Regions from separate parts of the Homo sapiens genome. Here regions 1 and 2 are each linked to region 3. A link is a loop called in an ENCODE intact Hi-C map of the cell type or tissue named here. Cell type or tissue: heart left ventricle. All regions are shown on one strand.

Evidence for each region. Peaks named below come from ENCODE experiments on the same cell type or tissue, not always from the same donor. Only the 100,000 strongest peaks of a DNase experiment are listed, where the experiment ranks them.
Region 1: a loop joins it to region 3, with 2.2 times the contacts of the local background. A loop is called at or near these places in 13 of 110 quality-filtered maps.
Region 2: a loop joins it to region 3, with 11 times the contacts of the local background. A loop is called at or near these places in 58 of 110 quality-filtered maps.

The regions. Positions count from the first base shown.
Region 1 is chr1:19,110,793-19,115,792 of GRCh38, forward strand. It overlaps UBR4 (ubiquitin protein ligase E3 component n-recognin 4), which reads right to left. Exons shown (of 106, transcript NM_020765.3): 74 at 4,606-4,845; 75 at 4,019-4,157; 76 at 3,153-3,278; 77 at 2,907-3,035; 78 at 1,732-2,075; 79 at 1-40. Among named protein-coding and RNA genes, the nearest start is that of UBR4, 97 kb to the right of the region's middle. In heart left ventricle, a CTCF peak has its summit at 3,033 (motif pointing left); no DNase peak of the experiment used is centred here.
Region 2 is chr1:19,239,414-19,244,413 of GRCh38, forward strand. It overlaps EMC1 (ER membrane protein complex subunit 1), which reads right to left. Exons shown (of 23, transcript NM_015047.3): 3 at 4,537-4,602; 4 at 4,201-4,294; 5 at 2,932-3,060; 6 at 1,603-1,729; 7 at 884-1,033; 8 at 405-572. EMC1-AS1 (EMC1 antisense RNA 1) reads left to right here. Exons shown (of 2, transcript NR_135114.1): 2 at 844-1,291. Among named protein-coding and RNA genes, the nearest start is that of EMC1, 9.6 kb to the right of the region's middle. In heart left ventricle, CTCF peaks have their summits at 2,021 (motif pointing left) and 2,231; a DNase peak (open chromatin) is centred at 2,025.
Region 3 is chr1:19,177,085-19,182,084 of GRCh38, forward strand. UBR4 (ubiquitin protein ligase E3 component n-recognin 4) reads right to left here. Exons shown (of 106, transcript NM_020765.3): 18 at 1,967-2,136; 19 at 377-659. Among named protein-coding and RNA genes, the nearest start is that of UBR4, 31 kb to the right of the region's middle. In heart left ventricle, a CTCF peak has its summit at 2,664 (motif pointing right); no DNase peak of the experiment used is centred here; H3K27ac peaks cover 315 bases.

The sequences.
Region 1 (5,000 bases), 66 kb before region 3:
AATCAGGTCATTCATCTGTTGGGTGGCTTCTGGGTTGTCTCTGCAGAAGCAAATAGAAATGGAGTCCTATAATTCACAATCAGGTGTGACACTCCTTTCCACCTGAAGGGGCCCAGGGAAAATGAAATCAATGTCTAAGGCTACCTGGCCCCAAATTTTCTACTTCCTTCCCGGGGCAAGACTAGAACTTTAGCTTCACAAAACCGTGGTCGGTAATAATAAAGGGCCCATTACAGCCGCCTTGCCTATGAACAGAAGCTAACTGAGGGAAGAGCAGCACCACCTTATGGGGCCCATGTCCCAGGCGACAGAGCCCCTGCTGTCTGGTGTGACACAGTCTCCAAAACCTAGACGTCCACTCTCAGTCTTGGTCACAACTCTTTCCCTGTCTTCTCCATCTGCCTGCATTTCATTTTCCACAAGGCCCTCATATTCCAGTTTACGTCTCTTTGTAACAATGTTCCCACTATTAATAAAAAACACAAACCGTATCACTCACTCTTGCTTCCCAACATACTGAATAAGCCCCAAAGTCCTTACAGAGGCCCACAAGACCCTATGGGATCTGGCCCTCGCACCCTCTGACCTAAGCCTCCTCCCGAGTCTTCCCTACTGCATCCCTGTCTCCAGCTACACGGGTTCCTTGTGATGCCCTAGCATTCCTGGCAGGTGCCTGCTCTCAACTACCCACTTGCTACTTCCTAGGCATGCAGCCCACTGCTGAGACATTGCCATGACCTCATGATCAACTCCTGACCTCGTGATCTGCCTGCCTTGACCTCCCAAAGTGCTGGGATTACAGGTGTGAGCCTGTTCAGCCCTATTTTTGTATTTTTTTTTTTTTTTTGAGACGGAGTCTCGCTTGTTGCCCAGGCTGGAGTGCAATGGCACGATTTCGACTCACCACAATCTCCGCCTCCCAGGTTCAAGCGATTCTCCTGTCTCAGCCTCCCAAGTAGCTGAGATTACAGGCATGCACCACTACACCTGTCTAATTTTGTATTTTCAGTGGAGATGGGGTTTCTCCATGTTGGTCAGGCTGGTCTTGAACTCCCGACCTCAGGTGATCCACCCGCCTTGGCCTGCCAAAGTGCTGGGATTACAGGCATGAGCCACAGCACCTGGCCCTATTTTTGTATTTTTAATGGAGACGAGGTTTTACCATGTTGGCCAGGCTGGTCTTGAACTCCTGACCTCAAGTGATCTGCCAGCCTCAGGTGCCAAAGTGCTGGGATTACGGGCAAGAGCCACTGTGCCCAGCCTACTGTCAGTATTTTTCAGATGAGGAAAACACAGACTCAGAGAAATTAAGGAATCTGTCCAAGGCGTATAGTACAAGGTATCAGATACTGAAACTGAGCCTTTCCAATCCAGAGTCCAAGCTCTTAATCTCCAGGCCCCACTGCTCTGCTTCTTTCATGTGAGTCTTTCTCGAGTTCAAGTGTCTCCCTTCCCTTCCCTCACAAGGCCTCAGGGAGAGTTTCCTCAAGACACTGTACTGGAACCAAAAAAGCACAAGCCAATCATGCCATTTACAAGGAAACCTGGGTTTCAATGCTCCCCAAGCTCGCTCACCTACACCCTGTGTCTCTTTCCATCTTTCCTTTGTTATAAGCTACCTAACTTGCTGGGTGGTCAGAAGCACTATTCTGTGCACTCTCTAACGCTCCTGGCATGGCTGCCAGTGTCAGTAGGAACCACTAGGCCCATAACCATGGTGTAGGTACTGACCGAGTTAGGAGGCACATGAGCTGGCGGACCTCCTCCCGCATGGCCGCAGCCCCTCGGCGAAGATTATAATCAAAGAGCTCCCGGATAAGGCCCTGGGAGACAAGGATGTGCCTCAAGGCTGGGTTGGTGGCCAGGGCCCGAAGTAGTGTGATACAATGTTCTGTGACAGCCGAGGCGCAGCCATAGCACTTGGTGGAGGATGTGTGGCCACAGCCCAGGACGGATAAGGCACGGTACTGGCTGGCAGTGAATGTGGGCTGCACGGAGGTCCGGGATGATTTAGTGGCTGCTTCCCTCTGCTGTAGGTCATATTCCAACAACTCTTTGCGCGAAGCAAAGACTTTCTAAGAACAAAAAGGCAACAATAATGGGAATTAGCAATTAAAATAAGAAGAGGATGTTAATTAGAAAATTAGTTTTGCTTTAGAAAAAACTTTACATGCATTATATAACTTAATCTTCTCAATAACCCAACTGGTTAGATGCTTTATCTCCATTTTACAGAGAAGGAAACTGAAGCTTGGAGAAAGTGGCTTGACCAAGATAAGTGGCAGAGTCAGAACTCAGACTCAGATGGCAGGCTTATGCTCTTAACTCCCATGTAACAAAGACAAAGGTCAGAAGCTAATACACGTGTAGCAAAGATGGCACTCCAGCAATTTGGGGTTGAGGGGGAAGGTAAACTGGATGCTCTCCTTATATGAGGTACCTCTGTCTATGGCCAGCCTCCCATCTCATGGAGATTAGGTCTGTGACATTGCAACTGACACAAGGCCCACCCTGGTTGATTGCAGTTGGTATGCCCTTACCCTACAGCCTGCAAACACGGCGTTATCAGAAGAGGGAACAGAATCTTGGCATCAAATTTTTTAAGACCAGTAACCCCTCTACTAAGAGATGGGTTGTTAATGGCTAAAAAAAACCCTTATCTGTGTTACCTTCCCATCACCAGTATGTTCAGTTATCTAGCATGAACTCAGCATTCTGACCAGCGCCATAAATCACGGTGGGGGAGATGCCGTTTGGTGCAGCCATCTGCCTGCCTTTTCAGCTAGATTGGGCAGGGACAACACCAAGACCTGGACTGCTAGATGAGAGAGCAGCAGGACTGCTGTGAAAACAACACCAGTAACACTTGGACAAAACACACCCAAAAGCTGCTCCCCGCTCTCTACCTGGATGATTTTGGAGAGTTCATCAAAAGAGTTCTTGCAGTCTCCACAATACTCCTGAGCCAACTGCAGGATGTAACGATTCACACTGGCAGAAGTGGAGCTGATGCCCCCTGCTGTTCCTGAGTCATCCTGCAACCCCAAGAGGTAAGCTGTCAGGCTCCCCACCTAAGGTGATCTCACCTAGGAGGCAGTCTTCTGATCAAGACCCAAGCCCTTATCCAAATGCCCTTTGCAGCGTGGGACTACCTGTGGCTTTTCTGGAGCTGCCTCATTCACTTTGCAGAGCAGGTTCTCCAGCTGTGGCCGGTGTCCCATCAGCTGATGATACACTCGATCAGCTTTGTCCAAAAGTGTATTGATGTTGGATACAGCCTAGACAGGAAAAGACAGGGACTGAGTGAAGGCTTTTTGGCTGATGACTTTCCCTGAGTAATCCTCACTGCTAACCATTTACCAGAACATTTCCTATAGGTCAGGCACTGTGTTTCATACATTATCTCTGTTCTTCACAATAATCTTTCCTGTGAGGTGGGTATATTATTTCTAATAAAAATACAATACACATCTGTGATATATAATAATACAATGCTGAGAGAAGTAACTTATACTAGGTTACACAAGTATTAAAAGTATGGCTGGAATTAGAATTTCTGTCCTTCTGACTCCAAAGCTAAATGTTCTTCTGTTAACCCTATAGGTGCCCCTTTTTCACTGTTCTTTAATATCTAGAACCTCCCCCCGCCCCTGCCCATATTATGCAGGCTGGGAACTAGCACTGGACAATCTAATACTGAGGGAGGGCCAGCAGCCTCAATATGAAGCAGTCTGTGGAAGAAATGCAGGGCAAAGCATCCAAATCCAAAGTTATCTGTACCTGGAGATACTCTAGTTTCATTACCAATCAACACTTTTCTAAAATCCTATGCAAACCATGTCTTTCAATACAATATACCTCATGCCATTCTTTGCTCCCACCCAAAAGCTGGGCCCTGAAACTGGTGTTGAGTCGAAGAAGGCTTAGGCTAGAAAGTAAAGTGCACTGCACTGCACCAGGTCTGCCCAAAGTCCAGATCAAGGCCACAGCCCTGAGTCTAGGCCAGATCTGGCCTCACCTTCTTCCGGTCTTCTTCATTCTCAATGGGATCCACTGCACAGCAAGGCTTGGCATAGAGCATGAAGTCGAAGCGGGCATATTTACAGAAGCCACAGGCATTGCAGAGGAAGGGATCCTTTTCATCGTAGTTGATGGATCTGAGTAACCAAAGCGTTTGGGTCAGTAAGGTGACAAGGCTGGGTGGGGTGGGGGTCACTCTGAGGAAATGGATTGTGCCACATTTATATACTCTGGTAACTACTGCAGGGGCTACTGAAGGGACAATAACAAATGAATGACTTAAGCAGCCAGGTAACAAGAAAGCAAGACCCAGAGCTAAACTTCTGGACCTCCCTCCGCCCTTACCCTCCACCCCTGCCACAGGACAGACACACTCGTGTGCACATGCACACACACACACACACACACACTCACTCACTCTCTCTTCTTCCTCCTCCCTTTCTACCCTTGAACCCACTCTACAAACCCATAATTCTCTAAATGTTCTGAGGGAATCAGACACTGTAATTGCTCACACTGACACTACTACAGAAAAATAACAAGGAATGTGCACAGCCCTGGCCTAGGGGATGACCAATGACTTACCTGCATTTGTGACACTGGTACACATTCTCTCCACAGTTGCCACAGACTCCTGGGTTGGCAGGGACCGAGGCACTACAGCGAGGGCACTGCAGGGTCTCTGTGGAGGCCTGGTAGTTTTCATAGAAGTCTGCAAACTCAATCATCAGATTGGAGGCCACAATGGGCAACGGCAGGTCAATCTTCACCTCTGTCTGTCCAGGGGTCAGCTGAACCTTCTTGGCTTTGTGCCAGCGAGCTGGCCTAGGAAAGACAGACAGCCTTGAGATTTTCTCATCTAACCCTCAGTGATAACAGTCTGATGAGACAAAGAGGAAGACTGTCCCATGTATTTTTCTAAGGCAATTAAGTGGTTACTCTAAGGAAAAGAAATCTGGCATATAATAGGAAGCCAGTTT
Region 2 (5,000 bases), 62 kb after region 3:
CCACTTTGGAGCAGAATGGTCAGGCATTTAAGAGCAGAGGGAGGCCTCAGTTGCATCTACAGCTGAAAACAGAACTCTCCCTACCTCCAACGCAGGCACAGGTCAATCTTAAATCCCATGCTGCTTGTTCTTACTATCTATGGGGAAGCTCTCATTTATGTCCCCATATTTCCTTTGGACTAAGGAAGGCACTAGTTTTGCTCTAAAGATCCTTTGTAATACTCAGGAGGAAATACACCATTTCTATGATAAGGCTACCTACCCCCTCTCAAACCACTTACGGGAAGGTGTCATCAATCTTGGGCCTAAGAGCAAACGTTTCCAGATTCAAAAGCACTGCCTTCTAGCATCCATGTCTTGGAGAGATCTCCTGAATCCTAGCAAACCATGTTGCCTGCAGTTACCTGTGGGAAGTTTTTAAGCAAACTCAGCGTTCCATAATGGTACTGCAGCAGAGCATAGTGGCTTGGGGACAAGTGCAGGAAGAACTGGGCCCGGGAAGCGTCCACTGGGTTGGGCTGGGTAGGCAGGACCCGGGGTTGGAATCCACTTCCAAATTCTAAGTCGAGAGACTGGAAGGCAAGAAGGAGGAGGATTATGGCTAACAGCTGACGACTCCCTGACCCATCCCAGGCTCACAACCTCTGCCCTACTTTGCCGGGGGAAGTAACTGGGCCATGGCAGGTGGCTCCAAATGCTCCAGTTCAAGTTCCCCAAAGAGGAAAGTGACTGATTTCCTCTTACACCAGTTCAGCCAGAGGCCTGAATGGCTTCCACTGCTCAGGAAGAGTCTAGGAGAAAGACCCTCCAGGGGAATCATGCCAAACTTTCTACTCCCCGCAGGAAATGCCTCAGGCCAGAAGAAGCAGTGGCAGCCTCTCACCTGCAGTGGGATCTGTCTCAACTCCCATTCCGTCTCCAGAGCCAAAGTTTGGAGGGAACGTGAGCTCGGGTCAGGACACACCAGGACAGCCTCATCCACCACACCACAGGCTCCAGACAGGTGCTGCAGCCACGGAGTTGAAACCCTAACCTACAGAAAAGTCATCGTTAACAGGAAGCTCGTGAAAGATTTTTACATTTCCCTCTCAGCCCAACAGCAATATTGCTGCCAGCATCCCACTGGGGGTCCTAAGCTCAAAGGTTCTTCATGGTTGGTTGTATAGGAGTTCTTCCTGTCCCCTGAAACCCCACCCTCCAACCTCCTGAGAGCCTTCAAAGTTGGAAAAAATATCAGGATTTTCTTTCTGGTCACTGGAAAAATATATCCGATAATTTTAAATACCTGGCACTTCAGAATCAGCACTTCTTTACTATATTTGCCATATGTGGTGTCCTACTGTGATTTCACAGCACTGTAAGATACTTACAGGCAGAGACTAGATCTATGTAATTTTTTAGCCACCCCAGAAGATAACACATGCAAATATGAGTACTTTAAATAGAGGCCTAATGGGAAGGCAGCTGGCAAGTGACCAGAATGAGGGAGCATAAGTAGCTTTTGCATCTGCCCAGCCAAGTTCCCTGTTCCCCAGTACAAAGAAATCTATCAAGTCTCCCCCAACCCCACCTTATTCACAGGCTCCTGTCACCCTCCTGTACCTGCTGAACAATCTCTCCATCTTCCACATTAAACTTGACAATGTTCACATGGCTGAAGGGAACAACTCCGAGGGCCCACACCACCCCAGAGCCGTAAGAATACACCATCTGGTAGTGGATGCTGTCACTAAGAGAGGGAAGAAGAAACCGCAGCGTCAGCTTTCAACCCAGGACAGGATTATCCTCAGGGGCTGCCAGGCCTCAGCCAGATGTCACAAACTAGTAATTCCCAAATAGGTTTTGTTTGGCTCACACAGTTTGGGGGCTTTTGTTGTTGTTGTTCTTAATTTGAATTAGTTGTCAACATTTAGAAGATATTATACTTCACAATCAGATTTCTAAATTTTCCTACGGTTAGAAGATGTGGCAACACTAGGCCTAAATACAGAGCACCAATCAGGTGGGTAAGGCTGCCCCCTCCAGGCAGGCCAGGAGCACTGCAGCTCCCATCCAGCCAGTGTTGCTCATGGATATTTCATAACCCGCCTCATAGCATTTTCTTTGTTGTGTTTTTTTTTAGACAGCGTCTCACTCTGTCACCCAGGCTGCAGTGCAGTGGTGCGATCACGGCTCACTGCAGCCTCTACCTCCCGAGGCTCAGGTGATCCTCCCACCTCAGCCTCCCAAGTAGCTGGGATCACAAGCACGCACCACCATGCCTGGCTAATTTTTTGTACTTTTTGTAGAGATGGGGTTGCCCAGGCTGGTCTTGAACTCCTGAGCTCAAGTGATCTACCCACCTCAGGCTCCCAAAGTGCAGGGATTACAGGCGTGAGACACCATGCCAGGCCAGAATTTGAAGTTTTGAGTCCTGCTCTAAACTTTGAAAATGGCCACAGGGTGTCTAAGTAGATCCTTTTATCTTGTTCCTTCTCTCTTGTTCCTTCCCAATTTCGATGCTTTCTACCAGCAGGACCTCGAGAAACCATTTCACACCTCACTCAGCCTACCCTGGGTCTTCTTGAGTTGTTCTAACTCTTAATATGAACGAAAGGCTCAGTCAGAACTAGAACTAGAACTAGAACTTGAACTAGAAGTCAGAAGGCACAAAGTACCATAACCATGAGCGAGTGAGTGGCTCCCGTAGCATGGCTCGCCCTAGCACCCCAGTTTGAGAGTGTTCTCCTCAGTGCAAAGGAAACTCCAGGCATACTCCGGAGTTTCACCCATACTCACAGCCTTCAAGATATTCTGAGTGCAACACACTCCATGGAACACCAACAAGAGACAGGCCTGGGTTAAAGCAAATGCTTCGGGTCCCTCGAGGAGAAAGAGGAGCTCCTAGAGAGTAGAACGAGGCAGCTATTGCCTGTGAGCAGGCAGCCTTACCTTTCTGGGAGATGTTCCACCCACTTGAGGTGCCCACTGGAGAGGTGATGGAGGGCAAGTGTAGTCTTCTTCAGGACTGCGATGTACCTTACAGACTCCTGCAGGCCAACCAGCCCAAGTGCCTGGAAACTGAACACAAGTACAGGTTGAGAGCAGCCCACACCTGCAGAGCCTCAGGCTGGGAGAGACAGTCCAGAACAGTACCCACTGTTGCTTAGTGGGTAAGAAAACAGGCTTTGGGGTCAAACACAGCTGGATCCTAACCCTGGCTCTGCCTCTTGTTAGTCAACTTGAGATTCTGCACTTGCAACCATTTGGCCACACTACTTGCTTCCCTGAAACCATCTGTATCTCCTAAGGGCTGTTCCCTCCTTCCCCTGGGACTTCACAGCAACTGGACCTACCCTCTGCCACATATCCATGAGACAGTGCTGTCATTACTGTGCTACCTGCCTGCCTCCCAATGGACAGCGGAATCCTCAATGACAGCAACTGTCTCACAGTCCCATGTGTTCTCATCGCCTGGGGCTCAGCACGTGTTTACCAAATGAATTACTATCAGAAAATGTATAAGCTAATACAAATGACCCTATCATTTGAACAACTTTAGGGGCCAGGCCCGGTGGCTCATGCCTGTAATCCCAACACTTTGAGAGGCTGAGGTGGGAGGATCACGGGGTCAGGAGTTCGAGACCAGCCTGGCCAACATGGTGAAACCCCGTCTCTACTAATAATACAAAAATTAGCCAGGCGTGGTTCACATGCCTATAATCCCAGCTACTGGAGAGGCTGAGGCACGAGAACTGCTTGAACCTGGGAGGTGAAGGTTGCAGTGAGCCAAGATCACACCACTGCACTCTAGCCTGGGTGACAGAGTGAAACTATGTCTCAAAAAACTCAATAAATAAAAATAAACAACTTTAGCAAAGATGTTAACAATAGGTCAGGCTGTTCTTTAAACAAAACTAAACAGTGGAAGTTTTATATTATGTTCTTATATCTGGAACATTGCAAAACTCACGAATCACAGTGAAATTAGGAACAGCATTCAAGCACAAGCGCAAACATTGCACCTAGAAACTCTGCATCTAACAGGCGCTCAATACATGTTGGCTGAGCAAGCATATCCACAATGGGTACTCAATGTCAATGGCTGGCTCTTCAGTGGTCCCTGGGAAAAAGCCAAAAGCCCAGAGTTGCTGTCTATGCAGATCTGTGTTCCGGTGAAGCCTTTAACTCAGTCAAGATAAAATCCAGTTTCTCCCCTACCTGCCACTGTCCAGGGTTATCTCCCAGTTCAGGCCCCCGATGTTAGTCTCCCAGGAACGCATGATTCGGCCTCCATTGGACACAGTGATCACATCTGGAAAAGAAAAGATCGTGGTGAAGTCATTTCCCACTTGCTCTGTCGCTTCCTAGGGTCCCACTGTGAGCAGTGGCCTCACCTCTGATTTCTGGATGCAAATACATGTTAAACAGGTACCTGTCCTTCACTGTCAGGAGTCCCCAGTCTCCTTTCCCTACCAGACCCTGTACAGATCAAGGAGCCAAGGAATGGGACAGGGAGCTGGCCGCACAATGGAGACACGGGAGGACTCTGCTTACCCTGTCCGTGCAGCAGCATGGCATCCACAGCCCCTTCTGCCGTGCCCTTGTCAACATGGCGCCACACTGAGAGACATGAAAGTTAGACATTACTATGAACAAAAGGTGGCAACCCAGAAGACTAAGAAATAAATGAAGAGCTCTTCATTTGCACAGCAATGTCCAATTTTATCTCGAGGGAGTGAAGGAGTATAGCTAACTGGCAGTGATCCAGTCCCATTCACGGGGTAATGAGGGTAGAAGGGGTTAAGAGGGGCCACTACTGTCCAGGCCCCACTACCACCCCATCAAACATATAAACAAACAACAATAAGATTAATAAAATCCATCCAATTCACAAGAAAAATAGTGATCATAAATTCTATTTCCCTTATTTTAGTGCCTAAAAACATCCGGCCAGTGTAGGTAATTAAGTGAGGGTATCTGAGAGTTTACTGCAAAGTAGAATAATGTGTTTTTTGCAG
Region 3 (5,000 bases):
TTACAACAAAGGAATTTACCAATCCATAAAATTTACTACTTGACTGTCATTCAACCACTAACAAATACTCATCAAGGGCCGATGCTCAGGGCACTGCATCAGACACAGGTAGAGCAGGGCAATTCGTGGGAGAATGCCTTTGAACACAGCCTACATTCCACTTTCAAAAAATGCATCAAATCAAGTAATCTACATGTATCACTTCTGGCTAAACATCAAGTACAAAGTCTCAGTGGTCCTCCTAATCCTACCCATCAACCTACCAAAACCTAAAACCTAAAGTGGGTAGGTCATTTGGGCTGCGGATCATGGTAACCATTGAGAAGAATAAAGTTCTCAGTAATGGTGAAGCAAAAAAGAACGTGTTGGTCTGTACCTGCTCAAATAGATACACAGGGGCTTTGGAGTACTGATGAAGCAGATAATCAAAGATGAGAAGGAGGCGAGCCAAGATAAGCGGCACGAAGCGCATCTGAGCATCCATGTTGACGCTCAACTCCTGGATGATCTGGACAAAAAGCGACAATATGGCCCGCCGGCCTGTCTCGGTGAAATTGTGGAAAATGAGGAGGAGCATCTGCAGGTGTTCTACATTCAGATCCTCTGTCTCACTGGGCACCACACCTTGCAGGGCATTCTGCTTCATTGTAGACAAAAACCTACCAGAGAGAAAAGATGACTATATCTGGTGGGAAAAAGAGCATTCCCCAGGAGTTATAATGTCAAGCACTAGAAGAGTTAAATTTCCTAAACCCAGGCAGTAAGATAACAAATTAAGGAAGAAAAAAAGGCTACATGGTAAAGACAAGACAGAAACTAAATTTTGGCTAAAAAAAGTCAGACTTGGCCAGCCAGGCACAGTGGCTCAGTCTATAATCCTAACACTTTGGGAGGTCGAGGGGAGGATTGCTTGAGGCAAGCCTTAACACAGGCGTGTTAATGCCCACCCTGTCATTTGTGGCCATGAAAAGTACTACAAGCTCCCCCACAAAAATGTTGCTATTGTTCCTTTCTGATTAACAAACTTGGACAGGTGAACCAGTTCAATTACTTTTCCCCATATTTTGATTCTATCATTTAATTCTAGTTTTGAGAGTTTATACTACAGGTTAAAAATCACTGCATGATAATAGTCAAAAATAACTCGATAGACTATAAAGCAATAAAAAAGAAAATATACTATTCAGAGAATTTGTCAGAAGAGCTTTAATGCAAAAAAGGAATGAATGTAGCCAACTGTTTCCATTGCCTTTGGCTATTTGGAAAGAGATTTGTGTTTTAATATTAGGAAAGAGATTTGTGTGTTTAACAAGGGTTTCCCTCATTGCACCCCTCGACCCTCTCAGCCTTTTTGCAAGATTCCACCAGGAAAAATATAGCGGGTCTTTGGCACTCAAGAAGGTTTATGCTTTCTCAAATCCAGCATTAGAGCTATTTGATCCTACAATGGGGAACAGAAAGCAAAGCCTTTTAGGAAAACAAACTGCTTTGAAGACTTCTAACCATGTAAACAAAAATGGCAAATACAGGTCCATCTAAAGTGGATTTAGATGATTAATCTGAGCTTCCCCCAAGGAAAAAAATTCTTTAAAATTTCTCCAAAAAACACTGCAAGTGCCCCTAAGTGGTTTCATGTTGAAAGCAAAATAACCAAGGACAGAGCTGGCTTCCCTGCTTGTCTTTCAAAAAAGCAGGTCAGGATAAAATTGGTTCTGTTCAAGATTGTGGTTCCATCGCATAATTATAACCAAATCCCCCATGTGCTACAGGGAGATTTATTTCCAGACCAAAGTTGACATACTTGTTTTTTAACAGCACATCTCCAAGTCCATCCCTCTTCTACCCTCCCCACTCTAAACATTATCATTACAGCAAAGCCTCAAAGCCACAGATTAACTACAAAGAAGTCAAACAAATAAAAAAGGAAATAACTTTCTCTATAGGCCTTCTCTTACAGACATCTTACCTGTCCCAAACTTTAAGGCATTCTGGGACGTCAGGGTCACCTTGAGCACTGGCTTTATGTTGCCAGATGAGCAGGAGGCGTGAAAGCACAGAGAGGCTTTGAGGGTGAATGTACAAGGGCCAAGGGCCCTCAGAAAAAGGAGCCACTCCTAGCTGCTGCAACAGTGTGTTCTGACAAGAAAGACATGGAACAGAACATTAGCAAACAGATACGGGATAAAGTCAAAAGGTTACTCATGTTCTCAAACGTTTGTTTGTTTAATATTGAACAGAATATTTTAAAGAAAGAAGGACCCAGAAATTCAGATTTTGGAATAGTTTGGATAAAGATCATTTAGGTCAACAAATGAGAAAAACATAAGTGAAAACTTACTGATCTAACCTCATTAACATTTATAGTTAATGAGTGTCAGATATGGGCTCCTGAAAAAAGAGAAAAGCATTGAGATACCAGAATCAGGATAATTTTGTAAATGGACAAAACATGAGAAGTTGTTGCCTTTGAAAGCAAACTTCTTGAACAACTGTAATAGCTAATAGTTTTTCTTTAATAATCAGTTACATAATACAAATAACACCCAAAAGGGGAAGATCCAACAATTTAGAGATCCGCAGTATTCGCAGAGAAATTCTGCCTATGAGATCTCAAGGCACCCAGAACTCAACAAGGCTGTTCTTCACCTCCAGGTGGAGCATGTCTTTCAAGTGAGCTTCATTTTCAGCCCAGTAACTAAGCTGCAAATTATCTTCTCAAACACACACACACACACTGAGCAGGATGCCAATGGAAAACCAGACAAATGCCTGCTTTCTCACTTGGCTTCAGAAGACACAAAGCATGGTTACTGTGGGATGTAGGATAAATTTCTAAGTCTGCCAAATTAAATTATATTTTTATACTACATCCTCAAGGACTCTTCCCTGGAAATGAATGTTTCGCAAAATGTCGCTGGCCTCAAGAGCAGTTTCCGTGGACTACACAGTTACCATAGGTTGAGCTAAATGCAGAGCATACTTTGTTGTCACACCGGATGTGCCAGGCAGAGACAGGAAGTATTATGTGCTCCATGTCACTGATAAGGGATGGTGAAGGTCTCTAAGTGGTAAAGCCAGGTTTATCTCTAAAACCATGTTCTTTATTTATTTATTTTTTTTTTGAGATAGAGTCTCACTCCATCACCCAGGCAGGAGTGCGGTTGCACGATCTCAGCTCACTGCAACCTCCACCTCCCGGATTCAAGCAATTCTTGTGCCTCAGCCTCCCGAGTAGCTGGGATTACAAGCGTGTGCCACCATGCCTGGCTAATTTTTTTATTTTTAGTAGAGACGGGGTTTCACAATGTTGGCCAGGCTGGTCTCGAACTTCTGGCCTCAGGTGATCTACCCACCTCCCAAGTGCCACGGCGCCCAGCCTCTAAAACCACATTCTTAACCACCATGCTCAACAAAGTCATAAACAACTTCTTAATTCCTAAGTTAAATGAAACAATTCAAAAAAAAAAAAAAACCTACCTGAGCTACATGAAAAATACTAACTGTAGCACAATTCTAATAATGGAAAAATCAGGAAAAAAAATCTAAATGTTCAAATCAAGGGGCGTACCTAGCCATATATATGGATAAGTAACATATATTCCTTATAATGCTATTTTTAATGCTTTTTTTTGCTCATTTTTCATCTTTGTGTCAGTTTTTCAGTCCTCAGAGCCACAAAAATGAGTTAACATTCCATAGGAACCTGGTCTTTCCCTTCCACCCCTATCCTTCCTTCTCAGCTCTAAGTAAGGTAACTGACTCTCTAAGAAGTCAAACTGCACCACAGTCCATCTAGCAGCAGAACTCTGGCTGAGTCCTCCCTTCCTCCACTCCTCTTTCATACTGGCATTTCTAAGGGTTCAGCCTCAGCCTTCAGCTATCTTGCTAGTCTCACTGTTTCTCATTACTTCAAAAATTGCCCCAATTTAATTCCTCAATTTCAGACTCACATTCCAAACTATTTTCTAGACACTGGCACCCCAAAACTTCATCATAGTTAAACTGAAACCTTAGGCCGAGCACAGTGGCTCACACCTACAGTCCCAGCTATACGGGAGACTGAGGTGGTAAGATCACTTGGGCCAGGAGTTCGAGCAGCCTGGGCGACATAGCGAGACCCCATCAGGAAGACGGACGGATGGAAGGAAGGAAGGAAAGAAGGACGGACCAGCCGGGCATGATGGCACACACACATAGTCCCAAAAGGCTGAGGGCAAGAGTACTGCTTGAGCCCAGAGTTCAAGACCAGCCTGGGAGATACAGTAACATCCCCACCTCTAAAAAAAAACAAAACAAAACCCAATCTCTCTTACCCCCAAACCAACTCCCCTTCCTGACTTTCCTGTCTCTATTAATGACAATAGCATCCTTCTAGTTTCATTTGAGTTTTAAACTCAGGCAATATCCAAGACTCCTTCCTCTCCATGCTCTTCACCCCATTCAAATAATGGCCCATGATCTCTGCAAAATGTCCTATGCCTATCTCCCTCCTTTTTCATGATCCCACACTAACTCAAGTTATCTTTATTTCCTCAGTGTCTATAATAGTACCTGGCACATAGTAGGTGCTCAATGAATATGTATTGAACAAATGAACCAAGAGACTGCAATAATAATATTAAACAATAATACAATTATTAAGAGAGCTAACATTTAGAAGGTACTAGTACTAGGTACCAAGCACTATTTTTGTTTTACTTTTCTTATGTGGTAAAGTATCACAACATAAAATTTACCATTTCAACCATTTTTACATGAACAGTTCTGTGGCATTAAGCACATACACATTATTCTGCAACCCTTACTACCATCCACGTCCAGAACTTTTTCATCTCTCCAAACTGAAACACTGTACCCACTAAACACCAAGTCCCCATTTTCCCATCTCCCTGCCCCACGCGACCACCATTCTACTTTCTGTCTCTATGAATTTGACTACCTAAGTACCTCAGAAGTGGAACCATACAAGGTTGTATTTGTGCTTCTGTGACTGACTAATT